2 separate regions of the Homo sapiens genome follow, and region 2 is linked to region 1. A link is an interaction called in ENCODE POLR2A ChIA-PET data of the cell type or tissue named here. Cell type or tissue: PC-9. All regions are shown on one strand.

Region 1 (8,000 bases):
ACTTAAATTATCATCACTTAGTATTTCAAAACTCACAAACAGGCATCTAATTAGATCCTCGCAGGACCCTGTGAGGCAGAGCAGATAACTTCATTTGAAAAAACTTGTACTCAAACTACAAAGTTTCTTCCCCACGGACATCTGCTGTGGCCAATCCCCGTCTTCTGACCCCAGTCTATTTGGGCTCTCTTCTCTCTAACACTCGCAGAAAATTGCGTCTGAATCTACTTAAGTGGAAGCTATCCGAGTGTGATTTCCTTCTTTTTTTTCTTTACTGTGGTAAGAACACTTAACATGAAATCTACCCTCTTAACAAATATTTAAGTGCACAATATAGTTTTGTTAATGGTGGCGCAGCGTTGTACAGCAGATCTCGAGAACTTATTCACCTTGCATAACTTTAGATCCACTGGACAGCAATTCCCCTTTCCCTTTCCCTCTCCCTCTACATCATGGCACCCACCGTTCCACTCTCTGTTTCCTGAGTTTTGACTATTTTAAGATACATCATATAAGCAGAATCATGCAGCATTTGTTCTCCAGTGACTGGCTTATTCCACTTAGCATATAGTCCTCCAGGCTCATCCATGTTGTTGCATATGGCAGAATTTCCTTCTTTTTCAAAGCTGAATAATATTTCATTGTATGTTTATACCACATTCCATTTATCCACTGAGTGTGATTTCTGTTTATTTATGTGTTTATTTATTTATGAATGAGGTCTCACTGTGTTGTCCAGGCTGGAGGACAGTGGCTATTCATAGGCATGAACATGGGGTCCTATAGCCCTGAACTCCTTGCCACAGCCTTCTGAGCAGCTGGGACTGCAGGCATGCACCACTATGCCAGGCTGCATGTAATTTCTTTATCAACATTTCCCAGCCAGTGCCAATGGATAGGGGTGAGTGGCATAATAAGTCAGTGGGAGAGTTGGAAGAAATTCGCCAAGCCTGATCACTGTCCCACATTAGGAAGCAAGAGCAAAGCACATCCATCTACCTGAAGTGACTGGCAGGCAAGGCAATTTCAATCCTGAACAGAAAAGAGGAACCAGGGACACCTTGAAAGAGATGGTGGGTGTTTCAAGCTCTTTTTTTCTTTTACAGATTATGTGTCATAATGAGAAGCAGAGAACAACTATGTTGGCTGTGGGAAAGGGGAGTCTTTTATGCAATCTATGATTTGAAATCTCCTGACTACATTCAAAGACCCAGCCATTTAGAAGAGAGCATACCTCCTCTTTCCCACTGACCTCTGTGGGATAGGTTGTTATTTTGAGAAAAGGAGGTAGTATAAGAGGCACAAGGATGAAGAGAAAAAACACTTTCCTTTAACCCTCCCAGTGGGTCTATGGCAAAGCTGCAAGGAGTTTCAGTGTGCTGGTGATCTTTTTGCTGAGTTAAAATCAGGATTACAAATCCTTAAGCATAATTAGCATATGCATCCTTTCCTATTTCAAGAGGAGTTAGGTCTCTAGAACTAAAAAGGCAGACGTGCTCATTTCTCTGACTGCTTCTTTTTTTTTTTTTTGAGACAAGAGTCTCACTCTGTCACCCAGGCTGGAGTGCAGTGGCACGATCTCGGCTCACTGCAACCTCCAACTCCCGAGTTCAAGTGATTCTCCTGCCTCAGCCTCCCGAGTAGCTGGGATTACAGGCATGAGCCACTGTGCCCTGCCTCTCTGACTGCTTCTAATTCTTACATGATGCTACACCTAACTCCACGATCATCAGACCTTACTTTAAGGCCTCAGAAACAGAGAAGAATAGACATATTTCTTATACCCTCAAAGTAGGTTCCCTGAAGCCTGGATACGACAGACACCCCTGCAATGGATTACCTCTGACTGGCTCCCCGTGGTGAAGGTTACTACGGTAGATATGCTACATAGAACTCGTCACATTTTTCTGCCACCTACACTATAATTCACCTAGTATGTTTCATTTTAGTCTAACTTTCTCTCTGGGCAATACAGGCATGCCTCAGACATATTGTGGGTTTAGTTCCAGACCACTACAATAAATGAATATCACAATAAAGTGAGTCACATGAATTTTTTGTTTCCCAGTGCATATAAAAGTTATGTTTACACTATACTGTAGTCTGTTAAGTGTGTCATAGCATAATGTCACAAAAAAGTACCTAATACTTTATTGCTAAAAAATGCTAATGGTAATCTGAGCCATCAGCAAGTCATAATCTTCTTGCGGAGGGAGGGTCTTGCCTCGATGTGGATGGCTGCTGTGATCAAGGTGGTAGTTGCTAAAGGTAGGGGTGGCTGTGGCAATGTCTCTTTTTAAAATAAATTTTTTTTTCACTTTGTATTTTTTGTAGAGACAGGATCTCGCTATGTTGCCCAGGCTGGTCTCAAGCTTCTGGCCTCAAGCGATCCACTCATCTTGGACTCCCAAACTGCTGACATTACAGGCATGAGTCACTGCCCCGGCTGGCTGTGACAATTTTAAAAATAAGACAACAATGAAGTTTGCCACATCAATTGACTTTTCCTTTCATGAAAGGTTTCTCTGTTGCGTGCAATATTTGTTTGACAGCATTTTACCCACAGTAAAACTTTTTTCAAAATTGGAGTCAAGGGGCCGGGCGCGGTGGCTCACGCCTGTAATCCCAGCACTTTGGGAGGCCAAGGTGGGTGGATCACGAGGTCAGGAGATCGAGCCCATCCTGGCTAACACGGTGAAACCCCGTCTCTGCTAAAAAATAGAAAAAATTAGCCAGGCGTGGTGGCGGGCACTGTAGACCCAGCTACTCAGGAGGCTGAGGCAGGAGAATGGCTTGAACCCAGGAGGCGGAGCTTGAGTGAGCCAAGATCATGCCACTGCACTCCAGCCTGGGCAACAGAGCGAGATTCCATCTCAAAAAAAAAAAAAAAAAATTGGAGTCAAGGCTGGGCGTGGTGGCTCACGCCTGTAATCCCAGCACTTTGGGAGGCCAAGATAGGAGGATTGCTTGAGCCCAGGAGTTCGAGACCAGCCTAGGCAACATGGCAAAACCCCATCTCTACTAAAAATACGAAAAATTAGTCGGCCTGGTGGCACATCCCTGAAGTCCCAGCTACTCAGGAGGCTGAGTTGGGAGGATCACCTGAGCCTGGGAAGTTGAGTCTGCAGTGAGCCGTGATTGTGCCACCGCACTCCAATCTGGGCAACAGAGGAGACCCTGTCTCAAAAAAAAAAAAAAAAAAAAAAGGGAGTCAAAATCCTCTCGAAGCTTACCACTATATTATCAACTAAGTTGATGTAATATTCTAAAGCCTTTGTGGTCATTTCAACAGTGTTCGCAGCATCTTCACCAAGAGTAGATTCCATCTCAAGAAACTACTTTCTTGGCTCATCCATAAGAAGTAACTACTCCTCTGTTCAAGTTTGATCATGAAATTATAGCAATTCAGTCACATTTACAGGCTTCACTTCGCATTCTAGTTCTCTTGCACTTTTTACCACATCTGCAGTTTCTTCCTCCACTGAAGTCTTGAACCCCTCAGTCATCCACGAAGGTTGGAATCAACCTCTAAACTCCTGCTAATGTTGATATTTTGACCTTTTCCCATGAATCATAAATGTTCTTAATGGCGTCTAGAATGGTGATTCCTTTCCAGAAGTTTTTCTTTTTTTTTTAATTTTTAAATTATTTTTTCAAATTTTTTTGGGTGCACGGTGTATAAATTTATGGGGTACAGGAGATGTTTTGATACAGGCATGCACTGTGAAGTAAGCACATCATGGAGAATGGGGTATCCATCCCCTCAAGCAATCCCCTCAAGCATTTATCCTTTGGATTACAAATAATCCTCCAGAAGGTTTTCAATGGACTTTGCCCAGGTCCATCAGAGGACTCACTATCTATGGCAGATATAGCCTTATGGAATGTATTTTTAACTAAGAAGACTTGCAAGTCCAAATGACTCTTTGATCCGTAGGCTGTGGAATGGATGTCGTATTCCTCTGTTTTCACGCTACTGATAAAGACATACCTGAGACTAGGTAATTCATAAAACAGCGATGCTTAATGGACTCACAGTTCCACATGGCTGGGGAGGCTTCAGTCATGGTGGAAGATGAAAGGCACGTCTTACATGGTGGTAGACAAGAGAGAATGATGATAGACAAGCGAAAGGGGAAACGCCTTATAAAATCATCAGATCTCATAAGACTTATTCACTACCATGAGAACAGTATAGGGGAACCACCCCCATGATTTAATCATCTCCCATCAGGTCCCTCCCACAACATATGGGAATTATGGAGGCTACAGTTCAAGATGAGATTTGGATGGGGACACAGCCAAACCAAATCAGATGTCATGTTTGCAGGCATGAAAACAACTTTCATCTCCATGTACATCTCTATCAGAGCTCTTGGTTGACTAGGTGCATTGTCAGTGAGCAGCAATATTTTGGAAGAAATCTTTTTTTCTGAGCCATAGGTCTCAACAGTAGGCTTAAAGTGTACAGTAAACCATGCTGTGAATAGAGATACTCTCATCTAGGCTCTGTTGTTCTACTTATAGAGCACACTTTATAAGAGCACACAAATTTAGCATAATTTTTAAGGGCCGTAGGCTTTTCAGAATGGTAAATGAGCTTTGGCTTCGACTTCAAGTCACCAGGTGCCTGAGCCCCTAACAAGAGAGTGAGCCTGTCCTTTGAAGCTATGAAAGACCTACATGGCATCTCCTGCCAATAGAAGGCTGTTTTGTCTACATTGAAAATCTGTTGTTTAGTGTAATCATCTTCATCAATGATCTTAGCTAGATCTTCTGGATAACTTACTGCAGCTTCTCCATCATCACTAGGAATTCACCTTGCATTATATTACAGAGACAGTTTCTTTCTTTAAACTCCATGAACCAACGATTGCTAGCTTCAAACTTTTCTTCTTCAGCTTCCTCACCTCTCTCAGCTTTCATAGAATTGAAGAGAGTTGGCCGGGCGCGGTGGCTCATGCCTGTAATCCCAGCACTTTGGGAGGCTGAGGCGGGTGGGTTACCTGAGGTCAGGAGGTCGAGACAAGCCTGACCAACATGGTGAAACCAAGTCTCTACTAAAAATACAAAATTAGTCAGGCACGGTGGCGCATGCCTGTAATCCCAGCTACTCAGGAGGCTGAGGCAGGAGAATCACTTGAACCCGGGAGGCAGAGGTTGCAGTGAGCCGAGATCGTGCCATTGCACTCCAGCCTGGGCAACAAGAGAGAAACTCTGTCTCGGAAAAAAAAAAAAAAGAAGAGAGTCACAATGTGTCTCTGATTAAGCTTTGGCTTAAGGGAATGTTGTGCCTGGTTTGTTCTTCTCTCCAGACCACTCAAACTTCATCCATATCAACAAAAAGGCTGTTTCGCTTCCTTATCATTTGTATGTTCACTTGGGTAGCACTTTTCATTTCCTTCAAGAAGTTTTCCTTTGTATTCACAACTTGGCTATCTGGCACAAAAAGCCTAGCTTCTGGCTTATTTTGACTTTTGACATGCCTTCCTAACTAAGCTTAATCATTTATTGCTTTTGATTAAAAGTGACAGATTGTAACTCTTCATTTGAACACATAGAGGCCATTATTGGGTTATTAATTGGCCTAATTTGAATATTATTGTGACTCAAGGCATAGGAAGGCCTGAGGAGAGGGAGAGAGATGGGAATGGCAGGTCGGTGGAGCAGTCAGAACATAAACACCATTTATTGATTAAGTTCACAGTCTTATATGGGCACGGTTCATGGAGCTCCAAAACAATTACAATAGTAACATCAAGGATCACTGATCACAAATCACCATAGCAGATAGAATAATAATGAAAACACTTGAAATATTGTGAGAATTACCAAAGTCTGACACAAAAACAGAAAATGAGCATATGCTTTTGAAAAGATGGTGCTGGTAGACTTGGTCAACTCAGGGTTGCCACAAACCTTCAATTTGTTTAAAAAAAAAAAAAAGCAGTGTCTTCAAAGTGCAATAAAGCAATGCCAATAAAATGAGGTACACCTGTGTGTGGGAAAAAGTGTAGGTGTGGGGTCAGGAACAATCAGCTCACCAATTACCAGCTATTGATCTTGGGAAAGTTGATCAGACTCAGACTCTTTTTCCTTTAATGGCCATAATATCATCTCCATAGCATTGCTGATTACTTAATGGAATAATATAGGTAAACGTGAGAATGCAGTAGGAATTCTAACTCCTATAACTGATCTACATTCTTTAGTTCTTGGGCATTTACCTAAAAGGTGGCAGTATCCAAAAAAGGACATGATTTCTCCTGCAAATCTTCACACTCCAACCTCCCTCCCCAGTAGTGTGGACTAATTTGATGTCCTTTTTTGCTGACTTTAATTCAGGCAGATTTTCACAAGTGTCACTGATTGGTGAATAATTTCTTTTTTTATGAGTATAAGAAATCCATAACAATTTTTCAGGGGCTCAGATTTTAGTGCCTCTCTGTATAATCTAGCACAGTTTCCCCCAGCCATCAGAGCTAGAACAGTGGCCAACTGGCTGCTGGGTGACAGACACACAGAGGAGACAGGACCTTAAAGCACACTGGACATTCAATCAGAGCCTTGCTCGGAAAACAGACTCACTGCAAAACGAAGGGTCAGAGCCCACCTTAAGAATGGCAGCTTCTATGGCAAAACAAGGTCCACCTTCAGGTACAGAGATGATGGCAGATAAACCCCACTAGCCTGTACAGCTATAGTCCCATCGTATTTTCCAGATTGTGCTTAGCCATGTGACTTGATGACACCATAAACCAATGGTCCCCAAACTTGGCTGATCCTTCACTGCTGCCCGTTAGTCCTTTGCAATGTATTTGGTTACCTCCCTCTCTAACTCTAATTTCCTGAATCTTATCCATTCTCAACTCAACCCCTATTCCCTCATCTTCAACAACCTTGCCTCCTATGAGATGAAAATGGAGGGAATCAGGCATGAACACTGCTGTGATTTGGATGATAGTGTCTCCTCCAAAATATATGTTGAAACTGAATCCCCAAGGCAATAACAATAAGCGGTGGGGCATTAGGAGGTGATTAAGTCATGAGAGCTCGGCTGTCCTGAATGAGGTTAGTGCCTTTATTAAAGGACTCAAGGTTGAAGGGACCGCCTCTTGCCCTTCTGACCCTACTGCCATGCAAGGACACAGGGTTTGTCCCCTCTGGAGGATGCAGCAACAGGCCTCATCTTGGAAGCAGAGAGCAGCCCTCACCAGACACACAACCTGCTGGCACCTTGATCTTGGATTTCTCCGCAACTAGAGTAATGAGAAGTAAATTTGTATTATTTAAAAATTACCCAGTCTTGAGCATTAGGACAAATACCTAAAGCATGTGGGGCTTAAAACCTAGATGACAGGTTGATAGGTGTGGCAAACCACCCTGGCACATGTTCACCTATGTAACAAACCTGCACGTTCAGCACATGTATCCCAGAACTTAAAGTAAAATTTAAAAAAAAATTACCCAGTCTTTGGTATTTTGTTGGAGCAACACAAACAAACAAAGACAAATAGTCTTAATGTTCTGTGTCTCTTAATACTCTTCCCCCACCAATTCCCTAAACCTTTCTGCCCCCACCCTAGTGTCTTCTCTACACCCACTATTCCCATCTACGTGTGTCCTTGGTCTGATTCTCTCCCTGCTACCCTGAGGCCTTGCTGTGTGAGCCACTCCCTCTCTCCGAACTCCTTCTGCCAGTGCCTTACCTGAGATGTCTGGCAGCATCCTCAAGTCTTTCCCATTCTAAGTGGGGCAACTCCTCCCAACCTCATGGTCCCCTCCAGCTAACATAAAATTCCTCTTCTCCCCCTGTTATTCGCTGAATTGCATTTTCCTAAAATTTACATGTAGAATTCCTAACCTCCAGTACCTCAGAATGTGACTCTGGAGATAACGTTCTTAAAGAGGTGATTAAATTACAATGAGGTCATTCTCATGGGCCCTAATCCACTACGACTGATGTCCTTATAAGAACTGGAGATGAGAACACAGACACA
Region 2 (8,000 bases), 130 kb after region 1:
AGGCAGAGGTTGCAGTGAGCTGAGATCGCGCCACTGCACTCCAGCCTGGGTGACAGAGCGAGACTCCATCTCAAAAAAAAAAAAAAAAAAAAAAATGCTGAAGGATATGACATGACAGTTCATTGAAAAGGAAATACAAATGACTCAAATATAGGTTCAACATTGCTCATAATAAGAGTATTACAAATGGAAAACCCAAAAGTTTGATGAAAGAGTACGTTGATGAAACTGTGGAGAAACAGGCGCTTTCAACAGTGCTGGTGGCACTCCTAGTGGTGTCCACTGGGAAAGCCTACGGAGGGTAATTTGGCAGACTTTTGCCAATGAAAAAAGCATGCATGCTTTCTGATAGATATAATTAGTGCTCACCCATATTGTACTCTCTTCTCCTACCAGAAACACACACAAAAACTGTACTTCTTGGCCTTCCTGAAGTTTGGCAGGGCCATGTGACTAGTTCTAGCCAATAAAATATAAGTGGAAATAATGTTTGTCACTTTTGGTTCAAGGTTGTCTCTCCCCTGCGGCAATGACTGTGAAGGCTGTGGGTTCCAGATGGTGCAGGCACAAGACCCAAGCCTGGGTCTCTGAGAGACTGTGTGGAGCAGGAATCTCCTGCAAAACGAACATCACAGGACATGTACTAGGGGTTGGAATATTTTTGGTATGTTTATTGACAGATTTGAGAGTTGTTTGTTATTGTAGCAAAACGTAACCTCATTAATACAATCTTTGACCTCGTAACTCCACTTCAGGGATTTATCCTGAAGACATATTAGGACAAAATTATATGTTTACAATACTATTTTATTTTATTTATTTATTTATTTATTTATTGAGATGGAGTTTTGCTCTTGTTGCCCAGGCTGGAGTGTAATGGCGCGATCTTGGCTCACTGCAACCTCCGCCTCCCGGGTTCAAGTGATTCTCCTGCCTCAGCCTCCTGAATAGCTGGGATTACAGGCGCTCACCACCATTCCCGGCTAATTTTTTTATATATTTAGTAGAGATGAGGTTGCACCATGTCGGCCAGGCTGGTCTCGAACTCCTGACCTCAGATGATCCACCCGCCTCGGCCTCCCAAAGTGCTGGGATTACAGGCGTGAGCCACTGCGGCCAGCCTATTATTTATTTATTAAAGCACTGTATGAGAAAGCTAAATATTGGGACTAATTAAATGTGTGGCAAAGAAGAAACTGGTTATGTAAATTGTAATATATCCATATAGTAGAATACTATGTAGCTGCAAAACATAACTAGAAAGTTCTCTATGGAAATATGGAAATATTACTAAGACATATTGTTAAGTGAAAAAAGCAAGCTGTACAATAGTGTACATAGTGTACTATCCTTTGGGTAAAAAAGGGGAAAACACATACTCATAATGTTTAAATATGCAAAAAGCATACATCTATGTAGAAAAAAGAAAATTGGTCATGGTAGGTTACCTGTTAAGGGGAATGGGAACTGTGTATTGAGTCAATGCATTTTTCCCTCGTATTTTAATTTTTTTGTTTTTCTTTTTTGAGACAGGGTCTCACTCTATAGCCCAGGCTGGAGTGCAGTGGAGGAATCACAGCTCACTGCAGCCTCGACTTCCCAGGTGAGAGGATCACCTGAGCCTCCCGAGTAGCTGGGACTACAGGTGCATACCACCACACCTGGCTAATTTTTGTATTTCTTGTAGAGACAGGGTTTCACATGTGGTCCAGGCTGCCATATTTCAATTGTTGAGCTATGTGAATATATATATATTTTTTTAATACAGAAAATGAAAATAAATAAATAAATAACATCCTTTTCTGGCTATGTATTGCCTGTAGGAACTTTGAAAATGTATTTCCAACCAGCATTCCCAACTTCATGCCTGGATGTTTTCCCTTGTGGGCATGGAGCTGCAGTCACATCTGACTCCTGGAGGGCTAGGCGTTTTTCATCCTTCTGTCTGTGTGCAGGCTTAGGTCTCCCTCAATGAGCCCTCCCCTTCCTGTTTGCCTCTGCATAGCTTGCAAAACCTAGACATGTGCACTGGGGCATCCTTCTGATCTACCCAGGCAGAGTTCCTAGGCTGACTTCTATGTTCACATAATTCCTTTTATATATTCCTGCCATTGCATTCATTATATTAAGTCATAATGGCCTGTTCACACGTATGCTGCCTTCTCTAGATAGAAGAACCATGTCTGGCTCATCTTTCCATCTTTCTGTCCCCATGGCCTGGGATAGGGCATGAAATAGTAGTAAGGGCATTTATTAACTTTATTCATGAGTTTTGTCATAAACAGATTAATAAGCATGAAGCAATAGAGTATAATATGTCATGTTTGGAAACAGTCTTTCTGTGCTTCCTGCCACAGACCTCAGCAGCCTGAATCCTTTACATCATCGTGCCTTACAAATACTCTATATGAGACTGGTATGCCCTAAATCATTTGACGGTGGTAGTTTTCAAACGTCTTATTTTTAATGTGATGAGTATTCACTCAACTAATGCTACTCCAAAACAATATTTTTAAAAAAGGAGGCCAGGTGTGGTGGCTCATGCCTGTAATCCCAGCAGTTTAGGAGGCTAAGGCTGGAAGATAGCTTGAACCCAGGAGTTTGAGACCAGCCTGGGCAATATAATGAGACCTCATCTCTACAAAAATAAAAAGTTAGCCGAGCGTGATGGCACACACCTGTGATCCCAGCTACTCGGGAGGCTGAGATGGAGGATCACTTAAGCCCAGGAGGTCAAGGCTACAGTGAGCTGAGATTGTATCACTGCGCTCTAGCCTGGGCAAGATCCTGTTTCCAAAAAAAGAAAAAGAAAAAGATAGGAAAAGAAAACAAATAAAACCCTCCATACTTAAACCAAAACCATAATCAGATAAAGAAAAGGAAACAGTTGTGTAGAGAATTCTAATCATTTTTCTTGAGTGGTTTTGATTGCATCAAGCTCATTAGTTAGATTGCCATTAGATTACATGTAATAAAATAATATTTAATTTAGTAAAAAACAAATTCATGTTATTTAGACACATGATCATTGCTCTTTAAAAAATATTGTAACAGCCGGGCACGGTGGCTCATGCCTGTAATCCCAGCACTGTGGGAGGCCGAGGCGGGCAGATCACGAGGTCAGGAGATTGAGACCATCCTGGCTAACACGGTGAAACCTCGTCTCTACTAAAAAATACAAAAAATTAGCCGGGCGTGGTGGTGGGCGCCTGTAGTCCCAGCTACTCGGGAGGCTGAAGCAGGAGAATGGCTTGAACCCGGGAGGCGGAGCTTGCAGTGAGCCAAGATCGAACTACTGCACTTCAGCCTGGGCAACAGGGCGAGACTCCATCTCAAAATAAATAAATAAATAAATAAAATATATCTATTGTAACATCACCGGGTGCGGTGGCTCACGCCTGTAATCTCAGCACTTTGAGAGGCTGAGGTGGGTGGATCATCTGAGGTCAGGAGTTCCAGACCAGCCTGACCAACACGGTGAAACCCTGTTTCTACTAAATACAAAAAATTAGCCAGGCATAGGTATGGTGGCTTATGGCGGTAATCCCAGCTACTAGGGAGGCTGAGTCAGGAGAATCGCTTGAACCTGGGAGGCGCAGGTTGGAGTGAGCTGAGATTGTGCCATTGCACTCCAGCCTGGGCAACAAGAGTGAAAATCCATCTCAAAATAAATAAATAAATAAATAAAAATATACATGTCTATATATATAATAACATCAAGCAAAAGTAGCAGCATATGAATTTTTTATAATTTAATTTTTGAGCCCATAAAAACAAAAACGATAACAAAACTATAAATAAATATCTAAAATATATTGAATGCCTACATGCTAAACAGTTTACTAGGTACTTCAACATTATCTGATTTTATTTAAGCTCCTTTTTTTTTTTTTTAAACCGAGACTTGCTCTGTCACCCAGGCTGAAGTGTAATGGCACGATCTTGGCTCACTGCAACCTCCGCTTCTGGGGTTCAAGCGATTCTCCTGCCTTAGCCTCCCGAGTACCTGGGACTACAGGTGTGTGCCACCACGCCTGGCTAATTTTTGTATTTTTAGTAGAGATGGGGTTTCACCATGTTGACCAGGCTGGTCTCAAACTCCTGACCTCAGGTGATGGCCCTCCTTGGCCTCTCAAAGTGCTGGGATTACAGGTGTGAGCCACCACGCCCGGTCTATTTAAGCTTCTTAATCAACTGGAGTGCTAAGTAGCATTACCCCATTTTACAGATGAGGAAAGTGTGGTACAGACGGAGTAACTTGCTCCAGATTACAACACAGCCAGGAAGTTATGGCTACGAAGTTTGAACCTAGGACTGTCCTATATACTGTTCTATACTTTCTTCCAATATGTGTTCCAAACACAATTTTAGGAGTTCATATTTAAGGAGGGCATGTATAAAATCAACAATGGGATATAGAAGGCTAAAAAGGAAATTAAATTTGCTTCTCTATCTCTTAACAGGTGCATGTTTAAGAAACACTGTACTCAGCAGAAGTGTACCAGGTTTCCTTCTGCCTTCACTTAAGCACACATGTCGGTTAAAGCTAGGAAATAGCTGAAAATCTGTATTTTCAAAACATTTCACATCCTTAAGGCTTCTGGACTGGCATCTAATTTTGCATTTTGTTGAAACATTGCTAGAAAAATCCTTTGGCCTTCTTCTCAGTGAAACCAAACAAAACCCATAACGTATGCTCTTTCAACTTAAAGCATCAATGGATTCAACAAAACCGTTGTATATACAGCTGTGGCAATATTTACGCATGTAAAGCATCTTAGTTGAATACCAAATTCAAACAAAATCAATACAAAATGGATTTTACAGTTAATTTTAATGGGTGTGATGTATCGTTTAAGAGGGTGTGATTTCCGGGTTCATAACATCAAGTGATTTCAGCAGTTGTCTACATTATGGTGTGTTCCAAAATTAATAGTAAGGTCAGACTATAGTTTTAGACTGAAAATATCAAGGCCATTTTCTAAATTCGGGCTTGAAATACTAGAAGTGGCTTTGATATTACTATTGAATTGGCTTCAAAGACTGCTAATTAGACCATTGTCTTTAAGAACTGCCTTCTTATGCAATGTAATAGAGTTGCTTGTTCTTTAAGAGTAAGAGTTTTGTTTACATTGAAAACTTTCACTAGACTGCCAAAATAACAAAAACAAATACACAGACATTGAAACTTATACTCTTGAAAAACAAAAAGAAAAGAGGGAAAATAAATCAGTGACAAGTGGCAGATTATCGTTTGCAGCTTGCCTTTGATTTGTAAATGCCTACTTCCTGCCCCAGGGAGGAGGGTGAAGGGTAGGTTATGGTGCTTGGGATGCACACTGTCTTCTGGGTTATGCTAATTTGTTGTTAAGTGCTCAAGGCCGCTTATTCAGCACAGATTTGATTAGTTTTTGGCTATACAGTTCAAAGATTTATGAAAAGTTCCTCTCTGGATAGCTGTGGTTGTATTTACTTTGGTTCTCCTTATTCAAAAACTTTCATATCGTTGATGAGTGGTGACAAATGGCTTGCTCAGGAACACTGTGCCAGTATAAACTCTTTTGTAATAAAACACAATTAATATTGATGAAATCAGTCTTCAGTCAGCACTTGTTTGTTGCCTGAAAACCTTTCCTCTCCTCCCCACCTTCCAGGACTCAAAAAACAGACTGGGGGACAATCTCATCTGAATCGAACACTCCAAACTGGGGCTGTGACTTGCCCCTGGCAGATGCCACAGGTCCCAGAAAGGTGATCAGAGAGCTCTATCCAACACGAGGAGTCGCTTCCCTCTAAGGACTCTCAAAGGGGAGAAGCAAGGATTTATAAACTGGCTCTGTTTGTGGCTTTGCCGAAAATGAAACTCTCAGCAGTGTGCTACACCATGATTCTAGTAGAAATGATCATTAGACACTGGAAAGAGGAAAGCGGGAAGGAGAGCACCTACTGCCTTCCGTACACTGTGTTAAGGCTTTCTCTCTAGCATCTAGTTTAGTCTCTGCAACTGCCCCAAGAGAAGTCTTTATTTTATTGGCTAGGACACTGAGGCAAATAGCGGCTCCTTGCCAGACCCTTCCAGCCACTGGTTGGCTTTCTGTTGCCTAGGGTCCCCCTTAAACTTTCTTCTACACTGTGCAGAAATAGAAAAGGGCAGTTGGAAAAGAGGAGGAGGGAGAGGGAAACAAAGAGGGGAAAAGATAAACTTAAAAAAAAAAGTAAAAAGATAAATGTGAGAGAGCTCTGAGATGAGGTCAATGGTTGGTCATTTGAGGTCAACTTTATCTGAGGTGAGGGTAATCACAAGATGACAAATGGCTAACCCTTGGAAATTTCTTTCCACACATCTTCCAGTTTCTGGGTCACGTGGCTCCACCTCTGCCATTTCAGGAGGGTCCTCGTCTTAGGAAGCTATTTGGGAAACTCTCAATGCTCCCAGAGACATTACTGTTTTTTGTTTTTTTATTTTTTTTGGAAACAGGATCTTGCTCTGTCACCCAGGCTGGAATGCAGTTGCACAATCTCGGCTCACCGCAACCTCCACCTCCTGGATTCAAGCGATTCTCCCGCTCATCCTCCTGAGTAGCTGGGACTACAGGCACCTGCCATCATGCCTGGCTAATTTTTTGTATTTTTAGTAGAGACAGAGTTTCACCATGTTGGCCATGCTGATCTTGAACTCCTGACCTCAAGTGATGCTCCTGCTTCAGCCTCCCAAAGTGCTGGGATTACAGTTGTGAGTCACCGTGCCTGGTTGAAACATTTATATTTCATAGGAATATTTTGGCTGGATGCAGAGGCTAAGGCAGGAGGACAGCTTGAGGCCAGCAGTTCAACACTACCCTGGGCAACATAGAGAGACCCTGTCTCTACAAAAGAAAGAAAGAAAAAAGAAACGTTTAGCCAAAAGTATAATGACAAGTAAAGATACATCTGAGAAGAGAACATTCGTTTGTTTAGTGTGGTGCTCCAGCCTCCACGTCATTTTTATAAACAGGATGTCTGGGTTTCTTTGCAGAAACAAGTTTCTTGAGTTTTGTTCTCAGTTTCTATAATATTCCATTTAGTATTCCTGACACACTGCCACCTACCACGCTGGTGGAAGGAAGGAAGGAACTCCTTCTGGGAGATAGCTCTATCCTATCTCTGTCAGTTATCTGACTAACATTTTGATTTCCGGTAGTAAAAATGTTGAAACTGGCCAGGCATGGCTGCTCACGCCTGTAATCCCAGCACTTTGGGAGGCCAAGGTGGGCGGATCATGAGGTCAGGAGTTGGAGACCATCCTGGCCAACATGGTGAAACCCTGTCTCTATTAAAATACAAAAATTAGCTGGGTGTGGTCATGCGTGCCTGGAATCCCAGCTATTCGGGAGGCTGAGGCAGGACAATTGCTTGAACCAGGGAGTTGGATGTTGCAGTGAGCCGAGATCACACCACTGCACTCCAGCCTGGCGACAGAGCCAGACTCTGTCTCAAAAAAACAAAGTTGGCTGGGCACGGTGGCTCACGCCTGGAATCCCAGCACTTTGGGAGGCTGAGGTGGGCGGATCATGAGGTCAGGAGATCGAGACCATCCTGGCCAACATGGTGAAACCCCCTCTCTACTAAAAATACAAAAATTAGCTGGGCATGGTGGCAGGCGCCTGTAATCCCGGCTACTTGGGAGGCTGAGGCAGGAGAATCGCTTGAACCCAGGAGGTGGAGGTTGCAGGGAGCCGACAATGTGCCGCTGCACTCTAGCCTGGCGATAGAGCAAGACTCTGCCTAAAAAACAAAAACAAACAAACAAACAAAAAGTTGAAACTTCATTCTCAGTTTACTACTGGTGGTAAATCCATCAGCATCTGTTTATTAAAGGATTTACCACAGTCTACCTTGACACGCTGAGCACATGGCTTTGCTCTAAAAATAGAAAGATTCAGCTGGGCAAGGTGGCTCATGCCTGTAATTCCAGCACTTTGGGAGGCCAAGGCGGTCAGATCACTTGAGGCCAGGAGTTT

Evidence for each region. ChIA-PET counts read pairs that join two places held together with the same protein. Peaks named below come from ENCODE experiments on the same cell type or tissue, not always from the same donor. Only the 100,000 strongest peaks of a DNase experiment are listed, where the experiment ranks them.
Region 2: POLR2A ChIA-PET joins it to region 1 with 10 read pairs; 4 of 35 experiments call an interaction of 5 or more read pairs at or near these places.

What each region holds. Positions count from the first base shown.
Region 1 is chr18:3,512,594-3,520,593 of GRCh38, forward strand. All of the region lies in intron 10 of DLGAP1 (DLG associated protein 1), which reads right to left. Among named protein-coding and RNA genes, the nearest start is that of GAPLINC, 50 kb to the left of the region's middle. In PC-9, no CTCF peak of the experiment used is centred here; no DNase peak of the experiment used is centred here; H3K27ac peaks cover 176 bases.
Region 2 is chr18:3,643,591-3,651,590 of GRCh38, forward strand. The region is part of intron 7 of DLGAP1 (DLG associated protein 1); the gene reads right to left. Among named protein-coding and RNA genes, the nearest start is that of DLGAP1-AS6, 5.4 kb to the right of the region's middle. In PC-9, no CTCF peak of the experiment used is centred here; a DNase peak (open chromatin) is centred at 6,521; H3K27ac peaks cover 3,868 bases.